Linked DNA regions of Homo sapiens: regions 1 and 2 are each linked to region 3. Evidence: chromatin contacts called from ENCODE Hi-C or POLR2A ChIA-PET data. All regions are on one chromosome and are shown on one strand. Each heading gives the region's core, a stretch centred on a gene start or an enhancer-like site at or near the end of the contact. The rest is flanking DNA. Distances are from core to core; before and after follow the strand shown. Region 1 holds the start of DISP1 (dispatched RND transporter family member 1). Region 2 holds the start of BPNT1 (3'(2'), 5'-bisphosphate nucleotidase 1). Region 3 holds the start of DUSP10 (dual specificity phosphatase 10).

The links. Hi-C counts contacts between places; a loop is a spot of excess contacts on that map. ChIA-PET counts read pairs that join two places held with the same protein, here RNA polymerase II (POLR2A). Pooled maps may share reads with other maps.
Region 1: a map of ascending aorta shows a loop between it and region 3 (8-fold over the local background). The contact joins the promoter of DISP1 here to the promoter of DUSP10 in region 3. A Hi-C loop is called at or near these places in 2 of 168 maps with a recorded cell type or tissue (ascending aorta and naive thymus-derived CD4-positive, alpha-beta T cell) and 7 of 50 pooled maps. POLR2A ChIA-PET finds 5 or more read pairs at or near these places in 1 of 52 experiments (OCI-LY7).
Region 2: a pooled map shows a loop between it and region 3 (7-fold over the local background). The contact joins the promoter of BPNT1 here to the promoter of DUSP10 in region 3. A Hi-C loop is called at or near these places in 3 of 37 single-sample maps with no recorded cell type and 8 of 50 pooled maps.

The regions. Positions count from the first base shown.
Region 1 is chr1:222,813,286-222,816,298 of GRCh38, reverse strand. It overlaps DISP1 (dispatched RND transporter family member 1), which reads right to left and starts at 1,260. Exons shown (of 9, transcript NM_001377229.1): 1 at 1,221-1,260. RefSeq lists silencers at 1,300-1,399, 1,490-1,569 and an enhancer at 1,810-1,869.
Region 2 is chr1:220,088,471-220,091,247 of GRCh38, reverse strand. BPNT1 (3'(2'), 5'-bisphosphate nucleotidase 1) reads left to right here and starts at 1,460. Exons shown (of 9, transcript NM_006085.6): 1 at 1,460-1,562. RefSeq lists an enhancer at 1,160-1,349.
Region 3 is chr1:221,740,608-221,743,347 of GRCh38, reverse strand. DUSP10 (dual specificity phosphatase 10) reads left to right here and starts at 1,259. Exons shown (of 4, transcript NM_007207.6): 1 at 1,259-1,367. RefSeq lists silencers at 23-502, 2,223-2,272 and enhancers at 276-913, 723-922, 1,253-1,442, 914-1,551, 1,552-2,189 and 1 more.

The DNA of each region.
Region 1 (3,013 bases), core at 11-2,510, 1.1 Mb before region 3:
AGCACATATTAATCACATCCAATAAAACATAAATGCAAGGTAAATAATAACTAAATCAATAATTACCTTTGGTAATAATAATGAGCCCACATACCAAACACTGGCCACTGGGGAAAACTAAATGTGCTAATGTGCGTGTAACAACAGATCTTGGGTTATCAATATTTTTAAAAAACACTGACAATGGCAAATATTTATATATATATATATATATATATATATATATTTCCTTACAGCAGAAATAAAAAGGAACAGTAAAATCTTAAGAACTGCTAGTAATTTGCTGCACCCTGATGTAAAATTGCCTTTATTGGTTAAACTAAAAGACTAAACCCAACAAAATAGCTTTTAGAAAAAATGTGTTAGAAAGTTGGACAGAAAAACAATGAGTTGAAACTGCAAACATTGACAGCACTGGCTTTCCATGTGATTATCACCATAATTCTGAACGCATTTAGTTCATCCCATGACAAGGGAAATAAGACAAGCTAAACTCTGCAGGGTAGAGAAGAGTCCAAAAGGAAAACTTTGGTTGTCTTCCTTGGGTGAAGAGAACTCTCAACTACTATCAGTTTGACAAAGACACGCAGAATCTGGGTGAAGCAAGAATTCGAGCGGTCCCTAGGAATATACAATATTTTCCCGAAATCCACACGCGCGGAGCGGGATATATTTCTAAAAACAAAAAACAAACTGCATGAATTGCAAATGAAGCAATAGGAGTTCAGCATCCAATAGGTGGCTGGTCATCTTTCTGGTTCGTTAGGTCAAGACGTCCTTCTCACCTACGACCCTCAGAGAAGGACTGACTCCCTCCTCTGTAACCTCTCCCTGGAAGCCAACCTTTGCCATCTCCTGCCATCCTCTCAGTCAATCCGCCAGGACCCGGGACACGCCCCCACGAATGACTACTTTCCTCCGAGATGCAACTCTGCCCCGTGTCATCCGCAACCTCCAGTCTCAGGGCCTCTTTGGCCTCAGGGTCCCCGGTGCCTCCCTCCTCAGTCCCTAAAGGCTGCCCTTAGGGCTCTCCTGGTTCCCCGTTCTCAGTCCTGGCCCTTCTCTCAAGCCTGGGGTCCCGGATTTCCCTCCACACGCGCGGGAGATGCCGACTCTCCCGTCCCTACCCGGTCTCCCAGTCCCGCGGCGCCGGGCGGCGGCGCGCCGAAAGGCATCCACTGAGGAAACAAGTGCCTGCAACGTTCCGGCTGCGAACTCACCTCCAGTCCGGGCTCTCGGATGCTGGCCCGGAGCCGGGCTTCCGCCTGGCGCGGTCCGCGTCGCGAGCGGGACCGGAAGTCCCGCCCCTCGCCCGCTCCCGGCCCGCTCCCGGCCCGCTGGCCTCGCTTGACTACCGCTCCCCGGGAGAGGGATCGCCGGCGGCGGGCGACGGGCGGCTGGCAAGGGGCAGAGGGCAGAGGGGCTTGGCTTGAAAGGGCGAGGCAGGCGCCAAAAAAATTCCCTCTCGCGCTCCTGCTCTTTCTAGTGTATCCATCGACCAGTGTGCAAATGCTTGACCAAGCGTCTATTCTGCCCAAGCCCAGTGAGGCACAAGATGACTCAGACACTGACCTCTGTCCTCACAATCTAGTTAAAAGTTGACATAAGTAAAAACAGAAGTAAATCACGCCACAAGACAGTGTTTCTTCTTTCATTATTCAGATTATTATCACCTGCTATATAGGCCTGTGAACAACCAGGCACTGCTGTAGGGGCTGGGGATAGAGCGAACAGAGGACAGCCCCACTCTCGTGAGGCTTACACTCAGGGCGAGGAACTAGCTATAGAATAAATCGAACAGCGGCGGCTCCCTCGGGAGGCTTATGCACAGAAACAAAAATATATAAGCAATGAAACCATCAAGTGTTAGAGGCACTCTGGTGGTGCTGTAGGGAACGGTGCAATGTAGAGAGCTGGGCGGAGAAGGCTTTCTAGAAATAATGACTCTTCAATTGAGACTGAAATAAATGATGAATAAGAGTTAAAGGACAGGCACAGTGGAGAAGGGCATGCAGAGAAGAAGGACGTTATGGAGTGAGAGCTTGGCTTGTACCGGTAGCTGGCCAGGAGTTAAGCAAAGTGTCAGATGGCAGATGCAAGAGCAAGCATAATGAGAAGAGACAAGGCCAAATCATGAAGAACGTTGTGCCCTATGCTTAAAAATTTTGGACTTCAGAGACTCCGTGCAACGGAATCCGTGGGGTCATCTAAGGGAATAGACAAAACAGTGAGTCATGGGGTTGACTAGGGGGATTGTCCTAGTCATCAAAGAAAAATAATACATCATGAATAGCATGTTTTATCCTTGAGGGTGCTTTCTTGAACTGCCATACCCAGATGTAAAGGCAATAGACGGCTACCACAACCCTATAAAGGCAGGACCACAAGGGATCATACCCCTCAGGTTGCTGCATTGAGCAAATCACCCCAACCAACTGAGATGCTAACTGAAGTCACAGGGAACTATGGAATGGGCCCAGAAGAAAGAAGCTTCAACACCAGCTACAGTAATGAGGACTGTTGCATTTTTTGTTTGTTTTCTTTGCTACCAGTGTTTAATAAATACTCTCTTGCACACCAAGCCCTTTCTTTGCCTTTTTAAAAAGGAATGGTATAATACATACATTTTTCTTTTTTTCTCCTTTTGCCAGCAAAAGGCCATACATTGCAATATATGGAGATAGGATTACAGTAGAAGAAAATGAGGAATGGATATCGTGTAGAAAGTCTGTACTTAGAGGGCATAACATCAACTCTAAGTGAAGTAAAAGGTCACGCGTTTGGGTTTTCTCCCATTGGGAAGGTTAGTAGTCCATTTGTGGTGATACTTGAAATAACTGATTCACATAGCGGCAAGGTGTATTTTTGAAAGGATGGAAAGAAGAGAGTGTGTATGTGGTGTGATGTGGGGGGTGTGTGTGTGTGTGTGTGTGTGTGTGTGTGTGCCCACGCTGGGTGCCAAGAAGTAGAATGTAATAGACACTCTGTGAAATGTTTCCTTATAGCTTCTCAC
Region 2 (2,777 bases), core at 211-2,710, 1.7 Mb after region 3:
ACTTTGGGAGGCCGAGGCGGGCGGATCATGAGGTCAGGAGTTCGAGACCAGCCTGGCCAACATGGTGAAACCCCGTCTTTACTAAAAAAAAAAAAAATGCAAAAACTAGCTGGGCTGGGTGGTGTGCGCCTGTAGTCCCAGTTACTCAGGAGGCTGAAGCAGGAGAATAGCTTGAACCCTGGGAGGCAGAGGTTGCAGTGAGCCGAGATCAAGCCATTGCACTCCAGCCTGGGCGACAGAGTAAGACGCCGTCTCAAAAAATATATATATGTATATATGTGTGTGTGTGTGTGTGTGTATATATATATATATATATATATATATATATATATATATGGTTAAAGTAATATAATTTAAGTTATGTATATTTTTCCACTTCCCAAAAAGGGTCTACTTAACTCACAGAGTTATTGTGAAAATCAAATGAAGACGTAAAAGCCTTTTTAAGCTGGGCGCAGTGGCTCACACCTGTAATCCCAGCACTTTGGGAGGCCGAGGTGAGCAGATCACCTGGGGTCAGGAGTTCAAGACCAGCCTGGCCAATATGATGAAACCCCGTCTCTACTTAAAAAACAAACAAAATTAGCCCGGCGTGGTGGCGCGCCTGTAGTCCTAGCTACTTGGGAGGCTAAGGAGGAAGGATCGCTTGAACCCAGGAGGAGGAGGTTGTAGTGAACCTAGACTGCGCCACTGCACTCCAGCCTGGGCGACAGGATGAGACACTGCCCCCTTCCCCAACCACGCCCCCCAGTAAAAGATCCCATCTGTACACAAAAAATATTTTAATTAGCTGGGTGTGGTGGCGCGCACCTCCACCAGTAGTCCCAGCTACACGGAAGGCTGAGGCGGGAGGATGGCTTGAGCCTAGAAGTGGGAAGGCAGCAGTGAGCCGTAATCGACTCTGGGCGACAGAGCAAGCTATCTATCGCTTAAAAAAAAAAAAAAAAAAAAAAAAAAAAAGGTAAGCAAGCATCTTTGACACAATTCTGCATAAAGTTGCTGTGTTATTGCGTGGGGAGTGGGAGGTGGAGGTGTGTGTGGTGGACCTGCTGAAGCCTGTCCACGGACCGCTAGGGGTTCGAAGTTAAATAGCCGCAGAGTGGTATCACTAATACAAAGAACATTTTAAAACAGTGAACTCTACGAAGTGGGCTGGAAGACAGCTGAAACCAAAACCAATCTTTTTTTTGTTTCAACACACTGTTGCTGGCTTAATGTGTTCTTTCCTTCTTCTTTTTCTTTTTTTAGCCAATCTTTGAAAGTTGACACATCTTTCGCTTTTATTTAATGCAACAGGTGACTTGCACCTACGGAGAGCTTGGAGAAAACACGGACAAGTGGAATTTTCCCGCGGATCAGGAGTCTAAAGAGGCAGTGTGAAATCGCTGTTGTGCGCTTGCGCGCAGTTTCCCGCATGCTCAGTAGCTGAGGTAGGGATGCCATCCTTCTCAAAAGACTTATTGACAGTGCCAAAGCTCGGTACTGGACACAACGAGGGACCTGGGTCTACGATAACGCGCTTTTGCTCCTCCTGAAGTGTCTTTGGTCCAACGTTGTTCCAGGTTTGTCACCGTTTCTCTCCGGCCGGTCAGGGCAAGAGCCAGGTAGATAGGATTTATGTTAAAAAAATAAAACGAAAAAGGTTTATGTGAATCAGATTGCTTCTCCAGATATTCTAACTTCCGACTTGGACTCTTGAGTGTCGATATTTTAATTGTTTATCTGTGCTTTTATTTTCGTGATCCGGAAGGTTTTTATAGCCATATACTGTAGAAACAAGACAAACCTAGACATTGAGTTTGTTGATGCACCCAAATTTAGAAACTGCTTGGTACCTAAAATTAAATTTCTTTAAACAGCAAATATTCTTCCAACTGCCATTTCTACATATTTATAGGTTTGCGTGATTTATTTGGATTTCTCTGTAAATATAATTGTTGGTTCAAAAGATACGTACTTTATACTTTTATTAAGGTTCTCAAAACTCTCCTAAGAGGGTTCACCGCTTTGCCAACAATGCTCAGGAACATGTTCCCTCACACCCTTGCAAACTGGACAAAGGACAAACTCTTCTTCTTTCTTCTTTTTTCTTCTTCTTCTTCCTCCTCCTTCCTCCTCCTTCTTTTTTTTTTTTTTTTTTTTTTTTCGAGACGGAGTCTCGCTCTGTCGCCCAGGCTTGAGTGCAGTGGTGCAATCTCGGCTCACTGCAAGCTCCACCTCCCAGGTTCACGCCATTCTCCTGCCTCAGCCTCCCGAGTAGCTGGGACTACAGGCGCCCACCACCAAGCCTGGCTAATTTTTTTTGTATTTTTAGTAGAGACGGGGTTTCACCGTGTTAGTCAGGATGGTTTCGATCTCCTGACCTCGTGATCTGCCCGTCTCGGCCTCCCAAAGTGCTGGGATTACAGGCGTGAGCCACCGCGCCCAGCCTTTCTTTCTTTCTTTTTTTTTTTTTTTTAAGACAGGTTCTAGCTCTGTCCCCCAGGCTGGAGTACAGTGGTGCCATTATGTCTCACTGCAACCTTGACCTCCCAGGGTCTGGTGATTCTCCCACCTCAGCCTCCCGAGCAGCTGGGACTACAGGCATGTGCCACCACACCATCTAATTTTTGCATTTTTTTGTAGAGACGAGGTTTTGCCATGTTGCCCAGGCTGGTCTCGAACTCCTGAGCTCAAGCAATACACCAGCCTTGGCCTCCCAAAAAGTTCTAGGATTACGGGTGTGAGCCACTGCATTCAGCGACAATTTTTTTTTTTTTTTTTTTTTTTGAGTCGGA
Region 3 (2,740 bases), core at 10-2,509:
TCCGCCAGCTGCGGCTGTTCCAGAAGCGCCGGGCTGCCGGTCCTGGCCTCGGCAGGGGCCGTGCGGGACCGAGGGGTGGCGGCCGAGGCATGTGGGGCGGGTGGGTTGCGCGCTGCTGGCACGGCGCGGGGACCCAGCGCGCCAGGCGGGAAAGGGGGGCGGCGGCGGGCGGGGACCCAGACCCGGAGGGGCAGCGGGCGCGTAGCGGGCCCCAGGACGCCCGGCCAGGGGATTGGCCTCTGCACCGCTGCTCAGGGCGCGTCCCTTGCCGCCTCTGGCGTCGACTCAAGCCTCCTCCTCCGAGCAGCCCTCAGTGGCGCCGCCTTAGTGCTCTGGGTCGAGCCCCGGGAGGGTTAGCCTGGGGACGGCAGGGGCGTGACCGTGGCGCGGAAGTAGGTGAGCAGCAGGGCGGCGCGCGGCGGTCAGGCCGGGACAGCCAGAGGGGCAGCGACATCTGCGGGCGGGCGGGCGGGAGGCGGACGCTTCCCGGGCGGAGCAGGGCCCTCCGGAGGACGCAGGCCGCGTCGAGGCTGAAGGGCCTCCCTGTCCGGGACGGTCAGCTGCCAAGTTCGGGCCCTTAGCGCGTGGCCCCGGGCCGCGGCTCGGAGCGGAAGCGTCGCCCCTGGCTGCGCGCTCATGCTGGTCCTAGCGCAGAAGACCCGGCGAGGTCCGCGAATTTTGGCTTAGCGTTTGTCAAGTCACCTCGAGCGACTCGGAGAGAACCCGGCTTTCCCACTAGGGACGGTGATCGCAGTCTCTTTCCTTTAGAAAGTTACTCCGATACTTTTGATCATCTGTCCATAGTAAGGAGGAAAAATAGCGTGGTTTGTCCCCGGGTGAGGGAGTGTTGGAGGATCCCGTCCAGTGGGAAGAGCCAGTTTTAGCGGAGCAGCGCGTCCAGCCCGCTGACACTTCAGCCTGGTAAAGGGTTAACTGCATCCTGCCGGTTCGGTTTACATGTAAATAGAGAGCAGCTGCTCCGCGCGGCCCCGGCTGGCTCTTTTAAGTTTTTGATTGGTTGCCAATGACATCACCGCCCGTGTTTTAACACCGAGGACCCAGAGCAGCTTCGGATAAACCCTCCTTAAAGAGATGAGGCCACGCCTTCTTACCCGCCCCCTAGGCTGCCCATTGGTCGCGGGGCTCTGTGAGGTAGCGGTCGGCTTTCTCCGGATTCTTATTGGCCCAACCCGCCGTCGGTCGGCGGCGAGTCCGCCCCCTCAGAACCTTACATTTACAGTGTAGCAAAAGAGAAAGTAACTATGTTGCTGCTGGAGATCAATGAAGCCGAGTGAATGGGGGCTGAATGTGCGAGTCCATAGCTGAAGAGGAGCGCCAGATGGTGGAGGAATACACTTATTTATGAAGTAAGTGGAAGTCACCGCGACTACTCCTGAGAGCCCGGGACTGGAGGTGGAGGATTGTAAGGCGGTGCTTGTGTGAGTGTGAGTGTGTGTGTTTGTGTGTGTGTATCTGTGTGTGTGTGAGAGAGAGACAGAGACAGAAAGATAGAGATGCGATGCTGACGGAGGAGCTACAGCAGGTAGGGTTATAAGGTTCCGGCCGTTGGCTCCTGCTACCCTGTGCGTTTACTCCCTGCAGTCTACTTGGATTTGGGGCGAAGAAAAAATGAGGTTTGTTGGGATGCTTTGCGGCAGTTTTAAATGCTCGGGGCTCATTAGTGCGCTGTGTGCCGAGGAGTGAAGCGGGGGGCGGGGGGATGTTAAGTGCTCCAGGAATGGGGAAGAAGCATTCTCTAACCACTTAATTTTCTCTCCAGCTCTTGCCTAGTGGTGGAAGGGAGAGGGGATAGCTCAGTATTTCTCTGGGAGATTTTCTGGGCCAGACTGGATGGTTTCACGGGCAGTATGTACGCCCGACCCTCTGCTGCAGGGATGCAGGTCTCTCTATACACTCCGTGTGTGTGTGTGTGAGCCTTGAACTCTGTGTGGAGGTGGGGGTCCCAGCGCGTGTCTCTGTGAACACGCTTATGCGTCCCTCTCAGAAGAAATGGTATGTTGATCCTGGACGTGTCCTACCAGGTAACACAATAGCAAAGACTTTCACCGCTTGGTCCAACCGGGAAACAGTTATAGCTTCTGGAATAGAACTCGCTCTTCAGAAAAAATACTACGCAAGGGAAGGGGGGTTGACTCCTTCGCTCCCATCCAAAGGTGGGTGAGAGAAACCCGAGTCGTTGGAGATCTGCCGACGTGATGGGTGCGTGCCCCGTGTGCGCGCGTGAGTGTGGATTCCGCCTGTGACACTTTGGTTCTGTGTCAGAGAATGGTGACGGTCGTGTGTAGACGGATGAGAATGGTGACGGTCGTGTGTAGACGGATGATAGATGGCATTTTTCCTGATAGCTCTTAAAGTTCGTTTAGGTGAGCGTCTCTTGGCGTGGGGTTTGGCGTCTTTGCTATGTGCATGTCTAATAGAAGAAGAAGAGTTAGCAAGCCTGAGTTGTAGAGTGCCCCTGTGCCTACAGGAGGAAGGAGCTGTCTTTTTGCAGACACTCTGAAATCAGAGATAGATCCGGTGGGCAACAATTCACTGTCCCTTTCAACGAGTACAGGCTAATTGGGAGGTCCTCTTTACGGAATCAGTACTCTTGAAGGGGGGATATCTGTATGGGATTGAAACCTTATACAACGTGGCTGCCTCCCATTGAGAGAAGCTCTAGGATGCACAGTCTGTGCCAGCCAGGGAGATGAAGAGGGGAGGAGAGCCCAAGTTGTCC